Linked DNA regions of Homo sapiens: region 1 is linked to region 2. Evidence: chromatin loops called from intact Hi-C (ENCODE). Cell type or tissue: Calu3. All regions are shown on one strand. Each heading gives the region's core, and the rest is flanking DNA. Links, peaks and the distances in the headings are about the cores only.

Region 1 (10,500 bases), core at 3,174-5,673, 500 kb after region 2:
AGTTACTGGTTAACTATATTATGGTCTCTACAAGTAGTGAAATATTATATAGTTTTAAAAATATATATCTATATTTTTTAACATGAAATAATGTCCATGACACATTACTGAGTGCAAGAAAAGCAGTTTGCAAATGTTCCATTAGATCTGATTTTTATTTTTTCAAAAGGAAGTTACTATAGGTGCATACTTATCTAGACAGAGCCTGCTAATTATATACATCAAAATAGTAAGAGTGGAATATCCTCTACCCCTTTTTTTCTTTTCCCCTCCTGAATAATTCAGTCCAAAACCCATTAGGCAGGGTGTCTATAAAGGTAAGGAAATGACACCAGACAGTAGTTGCAATCCCTCCACAATTCTCACTTCCAAAGCAAACAAAACAAAACAAAACAAACAACAACATTCTTGACTAGTACTTCTTATTTTTCCAGGCTTATTTATCCTGGTTCCCTGATCCTCAAAATTTTTGTGATGTATAATCCAGTGATTGTTCTGCCTGACATCTCTGCCTCTCCCAAATATTCTTCTTTCCTTTCTTATTAGCCTAAATTCCATCACTTTCTAACATACACCCTCAGCTTCCTCTTCTCTCCCTTTCTAAGCAATCATTCTGTTTTCTTGGGAAATACTAGCAAAAAGCAATCCCTACGTTGGTAAGTTATGTCAGGTAATGGTAACAGCTATGGAGAAAAATAAAGTGTGGATGTAATTTTATATAGCATTTATTGTGGCACTATTGATAATAGCAAAGACTTGGAACCAACCCAAATGCTCATTAATAATAGATTGGATAAAGAAAACATGGCACATATACACCATGGAATACTATGCAGCCATAAAAAAGAATGAGTTCATGTCTTTTGCAGGGACGTGGATGAAGCTGGAAACCATCATTCTCAGCAAACTATTACAAGAACAGAAAACCAAGCACCACATCTTCTCACTTATAAGTGGGAGTTGAACAATGAGAACACATGGACATAGGGAGGGGAACATCACACACCGGGGCCTGTCAGATGGTGGGGAGCTGGGGGAGGGATAACATTAGGAGAAATACCTAGTGTAGATGACAGGTTGATGGGTGCAGCAAACCACCATGGCACGTGTATACCTATGGAACAAAACTGCACGTTTTGCACATGTACCGCAGAACTTAATAACAATAAGAAGAAGAACAGTACTGTGGCTGGAGCAGGATACTGTTGTGGGGGATGGGGAGTGAAGCAATAGTAAAAGATGATCTCAGAGAATTACAGGTGGCCAGACATATAGGGCCTTAAGTTACTACCTAAAATCCTAACCTCTCTTAACATTTTGACATATTTTCTTCTAGTTTTGTTACTTATCTAAACGTTTCATATAGTTGATATTATATCACCTATCTTATTTTCTTGCACTAAGCCTTTTTTATAACATTACCCCTTCAGCAATTTTTCCAATGGCACAACACTTCCAACATATTTTAAATTACTGCATAATATATTATCATGTATACATACGCAATGTCATTACTACGTACTGGTCATTGAAATTATTCACAGGCAGAAAGAAGATAAGGAGTAACAGTCTAATGATTCTGCAACTCAGCATCAGGCATCCTTATTTCGACTCTCTCCTGACTCTGTAGAACAGTTCTTGCCTCATTTGCAAGACTGCGTACACCTTCCCTATTCCTTTTTTCTTTCTTTTTAAAGAAAAATCTAGCCCATTACAGCACCCATATCTTGATAAGGTTCTTGTTTTCTTGTTTCTGGGGCTGAAAACTCTGCAGTTCTTGGATGCAGTTTCTATAAAAATAAATCACTCATTTCTCTAGACTTATTTCTTAGACAAAATAAAGATGTTACATGGACTTGTTATATATTAATACAGTATTACACAAGTCTATGATAAAAAGTATATTACCACATAGCCAACTTTCAATTTTTCTATTATGAAGTGCCAATATGATGTTTGGAGTAAAACAAGAAAGATGCATGGCTTTTGTAACTTACAAATAATTTAACTCACCTAAACAATGAGAGAAATATGCTATATTGAGGACCTTATTAGTTCATTATGATTCAAGAATTTTTAAAACAATGCCTGGGTCCTTTGCACCACACAGCTGGAATATGGCTGGAGGTGCTCTGAATCATGGAGAATCCAGAAAGAGAAGTATAGAATAAAGATTGATAAGGAATACACCAAGCAGATGTTTTATTTCTTCCTTTTGGGGATAATTCTAGAGATTATCACAATATAGTCTGTGGGAGGTGGAGAGAGAACAGGTAACTGGGATAACCCTGAAGTAGCTGGGAAACTCCATGTCTTTAGCACAAAGTTCTGTCAATAAAACCAAACACTGGCTTTCAGTTATAAAGACCCTGCTAGGTCAGCATCTTCCGCACTGCCTTATTGAATTGGGATTTAGTAACATAACTTGGATCTTAATCCCAAAAGTGATCAAAAGATCTGCATCATCATATCAGCCTTTACTAAGTATTAGGGGCATATTGGATGTGATGCTGAAAAGCTTCTTTCTGGTTCCTAAGGATCTTGGTGCTTTAGTGAGATAAACTAGTTATTGCTACTTGGTTTTAAAAATGGCCATGGATATTAGTAATGTACTTAACGATTACTTAAATAGCATAACAAAGGGAGCTGAATTTTCTCTGACCATAACCTGCCTCCTGCTATCTTTGCTGTGTTTGTATGTATGTTTGTGTGAGGGGGACATTTGAAAAGCACAATACTGTGAATATATAGTATGTTCACTTCAAACTTTAATTCAGAAAACGAAACCTCAAGGAGAAGAAACATTTGAAACCCAGATAAATGCCATTTTTGTCTTTCAAGCTTATGGAAAAGTTTCCTCCCTAAATCTTCCCCAATGCATCCAGATTATGGCTTCCGGTGGAGCTTCCTAATCACACAGTAGGGAAGATACATTAATGGAAGTCAGAGTAGGGTATTGAATGGACTAATGGAAGCTTTTTAAGAATTCCAAGTACTCTTCATATTAGAACCTTTGTCATAAAGGTGACAATATTAACAATAATAATCCTCTCTAACAAAAGACTAATATCAGGTCTGGCTCCATAAGAGCCACTGGTTCCCCTGTGCTCCGTCCGAGGATGCCCTGATTTCCATTTCTAGTCCTGAGCACATATTGTTCAATTTAATAACCTAAATTTTCACGAGTAAAACAGATCTTCAGAATGAATTCAGTAATTAGCTTCCCCGTTAGGGGGCTCATTTAATTTCAAAGCTAATGCTATCCACGTTTCCGTTTCTAATTAATCCAAATATAGCAATGCTATAGTAACCAGACAACATGTTCTTTGAAGAGCTGAAGCTATGACATTGTCATGACATCAGCAGACTTTCATTAGTGATATGATTTTAGAACACACTTTAAAACAAATGGAATCTTTTCTTGTCTATTTTCTTGACTTACTGGTTTTGTTTTGTGATTTTAAAATGTTTGAAATATATGCAACCTCTTCCAGTCTGATTTCTTAAGAAGTTTTTAGCTATTTATAAACAAGATAAATGCTTTCATAAGATTCAGAATAGAAGAATAGAGGTTGAGATTATTTTGAGATCAATGTCCTTGAGAAATTTAAGACAGCTATGGAAAGTTTCCTTGAGAAGTATTAGAAAGAAATATATAACTACCTGGCAGCATAAATAATCAGATTCCATTTGATTAGAGGATTTGGCATATGTGAAATTATGTAATGCTAGAATCCTGCCTTTAGCTCTTTCCAGGAATATTTATAGATATTTATAATTTGTATATTTTTGTGTTATATGTAGATGCACATATATGTGTACATATATATCCATATTTGAAGCTATAGTTATTCTTCCCTTAAAAATATCATTAAATGGAATATGGCATTGGCCTGTTTCCTGTTCAGTCATAAGGAGGATTATTTAAATGTGGTTAACTGCATGTCACATTTTCAAATTACATTGTCAAGGTTTTTCTACAGGAAGGATGAAATTAGAGATTTACCAACAGGTAAACATATTAATATAACTATACAACGATATATTATATATGTTCATACGTAGGAAGCAAAATGAAATAAATAAATAATAATAGACTGGTTAGCTGAAGGAGAGTCAAAGTTGTTCTAATCATTTATTTGGAGGTCAATCTGGCAGTTTTGTCTGGAAAAAGTCTGATCAGTTTACAGAAACAATAGGCTTGAGACAACCCCAAAAAAAGTGTAAGAACTATCTGATCAAAAGGATCACAAACAGAGAAAAATGAAAAGAAGCAATCAGTGAGCGATCCAAGGCCTACTGCCATCAAAATTACTGTTGAGAACAATGAGATAAATTGGATCCTCCCTGAGTGGTTGGAATTATGATTAGGACAGCTTTCTAAGAATGATTTTTAAATGGTTTGGATGAGGTTTTTAAGTGAGAATGAGACATTAACAGTTTTTAAAACCTTCAAGAAAAATGGTCAAGCTGTAAGAATGTTTGACCTCTGCTTCCTAGAACCAAAGCAAAGACAGGCTGTTTCATAAGAACAGAGCACCACCTTGTGTTAGTAAGTTATTACACCTCCTTGGGACACCTAAGGGAGGTTCTTTCCATCGTATTAAGTGAGAGCCTGTCAGTAATGCTCTTGAGTACAACAGGCAAGTGTCATAGCTTCCTACCATTTTACGCTCTAAGCCTTATGTAGTGTCTGTGTTTGTGTTCCTAGGAAGATAGAGAAAATGATGTAGAGAGGTGATGAATCGGACAAAACAAAAAATACTTTTTTGTATTTTTAATATGAATGCTTTTATCTCAGGAAGGAATTTATAAACTAAATTCATAGCACTGATACCACATTGTTTTTGCATTTAACACATCATATTCATTGCTTCTTAACATGAACTAGGTTAAGTACCAAATCTCAATGAAGCAATTTTGAATTTAAAATAATTTAGAAGTGCATTATTTCTGGAGTCTTCAAATAATTGTTAAGGAACGATGAAAGATCTAAAAATCTTAAGATGAAAGTAAAATCCCCTTAGATTTTTCTAGTAAAGACACAACACTTATAAAGTAAGAAGAAACATTAGTCGAATAGCATTAAAAATCTTCACTTTCCTATAATTGCTGCCCTAGAAATTTTATCTTTTACATAAAGAGAAACTTAAAGCCATGCAACAAATGTAAATATCTTGTTCATTCTTCAAAATTAAACTCAAATCTTAACGAACAGTCTTCTGTGGTCACTAGTGTTCTTGTGGCACTTGATTTGTAAAATTAAAACTTGTTTTGTATTAAAATGGTTTTTGCTCATGTTTCATCGCCTCTAGCATATCTTCAGCTCTTTGGCTATAATGTACTGCCCTCAGCCTTTTTTGTGACCCCAAACTATCTAGAAGAGTTATTGTCCTATGAAACTTTCTGTGATGATAAAAATGTTTTCTGAACTATCCAATACGGTAATCACTGGTCACATGTGGCTATAGAGCAATTGAAATGTGGCTAGTGTGACTGAGGGACAAATTTTAATTTTATTTTTTTTGAGACACAGTCTTGCTCTGTCACCCAGGCGGGAGTGCGGTGGTGTGATCTCGACTCCCAGGCTGCAGATCCATGGCAACCTCTGCCTCCCATGCTCAAGTTCAAGCGATTCTCATCTCTCAGCTTCCTGGGTATCTGGAACTACAGGCATGCACCACCACGTCTGGCTAATTTTTGTATTTTTAATAGAGACAGGATTTCCCCATGTTGGCCAGACCGGTCTTGAACTCCTAGCCTCAAGTGATCTGACCGCCTTGGCCTCACAAAGTGGTGGGATTACAGGTGTGAGCCACCGTGCCTAGCGTGATTTTTAAATATTAATTAATATAAATTTAAATTTAAATAGTCTCATGTGTCTAGTGGCTACTGTATGGACAAGATGGACCTAAAAATACCTTAGAAAAATATATATTCAATGAATAAATGTCAAATTATTAGAACATTATGTGTTAAATTATTTCTACTTTTTGTTGTAGGAAATAATTACAATTCTCAGCTTCATGTTTTGTGTCTTATCTCAAATAAAGCTTGAGAATTCTGTAACTCATTCACATAAGAATTTTTTATAACCTAAATTATTGAGATAGTTTTGCTTCCTTCCTATACTCACCTTCTGGCCTTTATTCTCATATAATTTTTTAAGTTTTGCCTCACAATTCTGCATAAATTCTGAAAAGCAATAAATTTAATTATTTGAACAACATAGGAGAGTTTTTAAGTATATATGTAAGTGAACTTGAAATCTATACGAGTAGATTTAAATTTCAGCACTATCTTGTTCAAATGTCAAAAGTAAAGTCACAGAGGAACCCCTTATCTCATTAAGTCCTTCTCTCCCTCCATCCTGACCAATGGCTTAGAATAATATGACATCCTGAAAAACTTTTCTGGATGGTACCCTGCAAGTGTATAGGCATATAGAAATATTTTGCATTCAACTCCCAAATTATTTTCATTTAATTTACTCATAAAATATTATATCTATATTATATGTCAGTCACTTAGCCAAGTACTGAGGCAGATACACAGGCAAACTCTCTATATAATACATCCTTAAGGTTTTCAGTTTTGAGGCCAGGAAGCAGTTAGTTTTAACAGTTATTAATATATATTGAACACTTAATTCTTTCAAGATCTCTGTGGTTGTATCATTAACCTCATTTTATAAATGATAAAAGTAAGCCTTGGAGAGGTTAAGTAACTTCTTTAAAGTAATACTGTAAAGCTGGCAAATGAAAAAGCCAGAATTCGAATTTAGGTCCTGTTACTTGCAAGTCAGACAATGATAACTGTCATGTTTTATTACATTTTTAATAAATACTTATTTTAAATAAACCATTATGAATGCGTTAAGAGTTTGGTGGAAAATGTTATTAGAACTCAGTGAGTATGTTTCTCATGAATTCAAGTATATCAAGTATATACTTTTTTGATTATCAGAGATGTGGATTCAAACATAAAGGAGGGAGAATTTTGTCTCATAACCAGATAAACACATATTTATCAAATAATATGTAATTTGAGCTAGACACAAAACAGATCCCCTAATTACATAGTTGAGATTTTGTGGCTGTGCAGGCATTTCTGATCATGTGTTTTTATTCATCTACAGGATTCTCTGAATCACTATTTGAATAAGATATCCTAAAAACTTCATTAGATGGTGTTTTGTGCTTAATTATGAAATATGAAATGGGAAACACATTTGTATTATCCCAGCAGAATGGGGATAGGAGGGCATATCATGCTAACTTTTACTTGAAATATGGATGTTTAATATTTTATTTAATATGAAACACATATTACTTACTTTTTAAAAGTTAGAAAATTCTGCATTTTTAAAAATGCACTTTTTCCCTTTAGTTTTTTCTAAATGTGTAAACACAAAGTTTTGTTACCTTTTTTTTGAGTTGTAGAGATGATGACCTTGCTTTGTAGAAAAAAAACATTATTTTCAAGCATATATCATCTACATTTCTGAGGTTAAATGTGAGAATTTGAGAATAGATTCAGTATAGCTTCATGTCGAAATGGCTAATCTTTATTGTTTTGAACGTATTTCTCCTTTCTTTCTTTCCTTCTTTCTTTCCTTCCTTCCTTCCTTCCTTTTCCTTCCTTCCTTCCTTCCTTCCTTCCTTCCTTCTTTCTCTTTCTTTCTTTCTTTCTCTCTTTTTTTTTTTTTTTTTTTTTCTGAGGCGGAGTCTCGCTCTGTCGCCCAGGCTGGAGTGCAGTGGCGTGATCTCAGCTCACTGCAGTCTCCGCCTCCCAGGTTCAAGCGTTTCTCCTGCCTCAGCCTCCCGAGTAGCTGGGATTACAGGCATATGCCACCACGCCTGGCTTATTTATTTATTTATTTATTTATTTATTTATTTATTTATTTTGTATTTTTAGTAGAGATGGGGTTTCATCATATTGGTCAGGCTGGTCTCGAACTCTTGACCTTGTGATCCGCCCGCCTGGGCCTCCCAAAGTGCTGGGATTACAGGCATGAGACACTGCACCCAGCCTTCTATCTTTCTTATGTAAATACTTTCCTTCTTTCTGAATGTCCCAAAATTAAATTTTAGGAAATATTAAAATTTTTGGTAAAATATTTCCACCTTATTCGCATTATTTTATTTCTCTTTTTTTATTATTTGACAAAGCTGGATTTCATTGCTAACCAGTTACGCTTATGATGAAGCACCCTTGTACTACATCAAAAACATTAATTATTCAATTATTTCTTTTAACTTATTGGCAATCATGTATCTCATTCATCAATTGGTAAGTACATATTTTTGAGCATTTTCAGTATGTCCAGCACTGTAGCAAGGAACACAGAAGAGAGAAATACGGTGTATGTCCTCATAGGACTGCAATTTTGCTTGAGTGACAGAATTAACAAATGTCATCAATATTATTAGATAAAACAAAGATAAAAATAGCATTATGTCAATAAATGAAAGAGAAATTAAAATAAAGCAAGGTTAGTATGGGTTCAGTATTCTCTTTACCATATTCTTGAGACAGTATTGATTATTTCATTTCATTCTGCAGACGATGAAACTAGATTTCAGGGAGGCCCAGGGGCTTTTCACCTGGGAATTTAACTCCAAAGCTTATCTTTTTTCTGTTGTGTCACCATTTTAGAGAAAGCTGGAGGTAGCACTCATGCTGGATTTCCTAAACCATGTTGGGTTAAGGGCAGGGTTAAGCGATAGAAGCCTAGTGCGTGAATGAACATGGCAGATGAGTATGCTTGTCTGATGAGCCAGGTGTATGTTTTATAGATTAAGATGATTAGGGCTGTGGGCTGGAAACAGATCTTGGAAGTCATGCACATTAAATAGCTGATTATTTTTGTAATAGATTTTGGAGCAGGGCAGTTGCATATTTAAATGGCATTTTAGAAAAGCAAAGATGGATGAGTGGGAATAGTTGCAATCAGGAAAGCAACTTACCTGAAAGAAATTGTAGAGAAAATATTGCCTGGACACAGGCTTAGAACAAGAAGCCTCTTCCTATTCTTCTAAACTTTGAGCTTCTAGAATGAGTAGTGTATTGACTCTTTTTAGACATCACCCACTTTCTCCTCAGCCGACTCAATATGCCTTCCATAACTCCTATTTCCAATAATATTGCTCAGCGATAGAATAATTTGCAAGGCACCATTTACTTATTTATTGTAGGTCTTCTCCACTGGAATTTAAGTGCCATGAAGAAAGAAAATGTATCTTGTTCATCCCAGTATTCCTTGAGCCTTGGATATATCCAAGCACACAGAAGGTGCTCTAGGAGTGTGCTTTTGAATTTTTATAGGCTTTTCTTTAAATCATTATAAAATCATTCAAGTTTAGTTTGTGGTCATGGCAGAAATGGAAATAGATATTATGCAATGTGCAACAAAGGTGCTCACAGGAAAAATGCATACTGGACTGTAACTAAGTTTAAAATGATGGTGGCCTATTTCCAACTACTCAGAAGGTGATTAGTTTGTGAATTATCCACAGACCTCCTGCTTCTCTTTCATCTAACTGCTGCCAACTTTTGGCTAATTTTATGCTCATTAACACTTCCTCTAGAGCATGGACAAGGCAAGGGTGTGACCTTTGTGTCTGTCCATTTTGCTGCTGATTAACAAATTTTGGGATGATTTGGTGGAATAGAGATTGAAACTATTGGCAAAGATGAATATTTTATATTATTATGTATAGGTTTTGTTTATTGATGTTATTATTCCTCGTTTATGCATGACCCATTGGAAAGATAAATGTGTAATGCGAATATAGTATACACAATATTCTCTTTGATCGTGAACATTTGCTGACACATCCATACATATGGATTATAATGAAAATAGAGCTTTAAATCCAAAGGTTAAATTGAAACAGTTGTCATGCCAGAGTTATTCAATATAATGGTGTGTATCTTTTATATCTCCTAATGTTCAAGGAGTTAGACAACCTATGTAATTTCATAAATAAATATTTGTTTTAATTAGAAGAGCCATGCATATTTTAGGGAAAGTCACACAGCATATTTAATGACTTAATTTGGCCACAACCCATTTATAGTTAATAAATATGTCAAGTTCTGTGATGAATTGCAGTGAATTGCAAAATAATATAGAAATAAAAATATCAATAGGTTGATTAGAAGTCATAGTTTTAGAAATGAAGAAGCAACATTAAAACAAAAATGAATTACAAATATAAAAATGTATTAGATAAAGTTGAGAATCAGTCAAGGACAAAATATTTAACAATGTATAAAATTTACTGCAGGACTCATGGGATTTAAAATATGTCTAATATGCAAACCATAAAGAAATGCAGTAAAAATGCCTAACTATATAGACACACTCATTGTTTGATGAAATCTCTCCCCTATATGGTAAAAATTATTATTCTGTGATTCTGGGTTTAGCTGGAATGTGTTACTAAAAGAATCCATTATTTTAATTAGCACCAGTGTTTATATGATAAATAGAGG
Region 2 (2,500 bases), core at 1-2,500:
ATATTGTTTTCTTATAATTTGTAGTATTTTCAGAATCATGGTTTTTAATATTATATCCTTAGGCTTTGATGAAATAATTCAGTTAATTTTAAACACTGTTGATTAGTTCACAGTATTAGAAGATGACTAACGGTGTTCTGAAATTAACCATAATTTAAATTATAACTTCATTAGCTTGTTCACCATATATAGATTCAGATATAATGCAGGTCAAATTTTTACTGTTGGAGCATTATTTGCAGAAAATAATTTGATGTGACAGTGTCTGCCTGAGAGTTCTTATTTAGCAAAAGCAGGATAATAAAATATACTGTAAAAAGACAAATAGGTATCTGTACCTCTCTTTTATTTTTTTTGATACAATGATTCTACCTCAAATTCTATTCAAAATTGATGAAATACAAAGGTTTTTGTTTTAAAATCAATTAATTGGCTTTATTCTTAGCTAGATATGCCATATCATATAATGCAATCATACATTTCCTCTGTAATTACTACTTTATTTCATTTTCCCACATAACTAGCTTCAGCAGCAAAAATTTTATATTATTTCAAGGATACCTATGCAACCAAGAAATCATACTTAATTTGAAACTGAGATTTTAAAAAATATACTTTTCTGAATTAGAATTAACTAGTTACCTAAACCCTAAGCTGAATGCATAACATTGTGTATTAAAGCCAGCAAATAATATCTAAATGCAAACAAGAGAGTAGAGAGCAGTACCTTTGTCCATGACCAAATATATCCATCAACATTGAACACAGGAAGAATGTAAAAATTCATTCGGTCCAAGAGTTTGGTCATAATTTTGTTTCTCCCATAAGTTTTGGTTGCCTGTCGGAGGTGAAAAAAAATTAAGCTATTGGTATGAAGTTTAGCTATTATGTGGAAAGCTGTGGTTATAATAGTAATAACTTGAGTCACTTCCCAAGGTCACATGTTTTCAAGCATATTTTCCCTAAAATGAACAAAAATAAACAATCCATATAGTTTAAAGGGGAAAAAAACCTAACTTATTTAGACTAGTGACATTAATGGAAATGAATAGTCTTTAAAGGAGCATTTAATTATCGAGACTTATAGCATTCCAAATGTAGCATGAGAGATATGTTTCATAGAAAGATTGGAAGCCAAATGGAAAATTTGTAATACAACTTATTTTTAATTGATTCTCTCACATCTTTTACATAAATATAGATAGAGTCTGTAAGCACAGGAATATGAAAATATTGGAGAGAATTTGTGAGATAGTTATAAGCAGGATTAAATAAAAAATTGTATTAATAAAATACCCAAGAATTCAGAGATTGAACAACTTTTTTTTTTCTATATCTGACTGAAATTTCTCTAATCACATGCACTTTCTGTAGCTACCTAAAATCTCTCTCACCACTCTTGGGAAGTCCTTCTAGGTACATCTGAATTGGAGACAAGATTTTTTGTAGACCTGTGATGTGCATTCCTTTATGTGTTGAGTAGGGGGAGCTCTTGGCCCTCAGTTGGGAGAGCAAAAGTAACTACAGGTCACTTCCTGGTGGATTCTTTTCTAGAAAAATATCTATGCCCAGAAAACCATTGTTACACATATTTCACCACTGTGCCATGTGCAAAAGCTGACAGAAAGAGAAAATTAAAATATGGTAGGAGTCAAAATACATTGGCAATAGAGTGAGAGGAATATTGAATATATAAACTAGATAAACCTTTTAAAAAAGTGAATTGTAGGCCCAGTGTGGTGGCTCATACCTGTTATCCCAGCACTTTGGGAGGCCGAGGGGGACAGATTACTTGGGATCAGGAGTTTGATAACAGCCTGGCCAACATGGCAAAATCCAGTCTCTACTAAAAATACAAAAATTAGCCAGGCATGGTGGCGCATGCCTGTAGTTCCAGCTACTTTGGAGACTGAGGTAGTAGAATTGCTTGAACCCAGGAGGCGGAGGTTGCAGTGAGACGAGATTGCACCACTGCATTCCAGCCTGGGTGACAGAGTGAGACTCCATCTCAAAAAAAAAAAAAAGAAAAAAGTGAGTTATTTTTCACTCAGAAAGGAAACTTAAATATTAAAATTCCAAGTACATGTGCGGCCAATGTATTATCTAAAGAGGAATTAAAATTAAATATCTATGTTTTGAGCTCATTGAAGAAAAGTTACATTTGTAGGTTATGTGAAGGTTGTTTCAGATTTTCCATACTTGACTACAGTAAAAACTTTCATGTGATAGCCCAAGAAAAGTGTGAGTTTCATAAACTCTTAGCTTGAGTTTAAGAATTGTTTGGAGGGAAGTTGTCAATTTCATAAAAACTGTAATGATGAGTAAAATTCAGAGCGTTTCTTCCCTGACAGCACCAAGTATGGGCTCTTCTAGCTAAGTGGAATTGCGTGTTTGGAAAGATGTCGCCACTTAGTGAAGTGCTGGAGACTTGGCAGTCAAAGGAGAATTGGGAGTCTTCTGATTCACTTACCTGATAGACAAACCACTGGCAGAATGCTGG

What was found. Peaks named below come from ENCODE experiments on the same cell type or tissue, not always from the same donor. Only the 100,000 strongest peaks of a DNase experiment are listed, where the experiment ranks them.
Region 1: it touches region 2 in a loop (5-fold over the local background); 2 of 110 quality-filtered maps call a loop at or near these places.

The regions. Positions count from the first base shown.
Region 1 is chr3:148,374,012-148,384,511 of GRCh38, reverse strand. The region is part of intron 4 of LINC02046 (long intergenic non-protein coding RNA 2046); the gene reads right to left. LOC105374147 (a long non-coding RNA gene) reads left to right here. Exons shown (of 4, transcript XR_924566.2): 4 at 1-670. Among named protein-coding and RNA genes, the nearest start is that of LINC02046, 98 kb to the right of the region's middle. In Calu3, for the core only: a CTCF peak has its summit at 4,549 (motif pointing left); a DNase peak (open chromatin) is centred at 4,541.
Region 2 is chr3:148,879,860-148,882,359 of GRCh38, reverse strand. It overlaps CPA3 (carboxypeptidase A3), which reads right to left. Exons shown (of 11, transcript NM_001870.4): 6 at 2,471-2,500; 7 at 728-838. Among named protein-coding and RNA genes, the nearest start is that of CPA3, 16 kb to the right of the region's middle. In Calu3, for the core only: a CTCF peak has its summit at 1,483; a DNase peak (open chromatin) is centred at 1,499.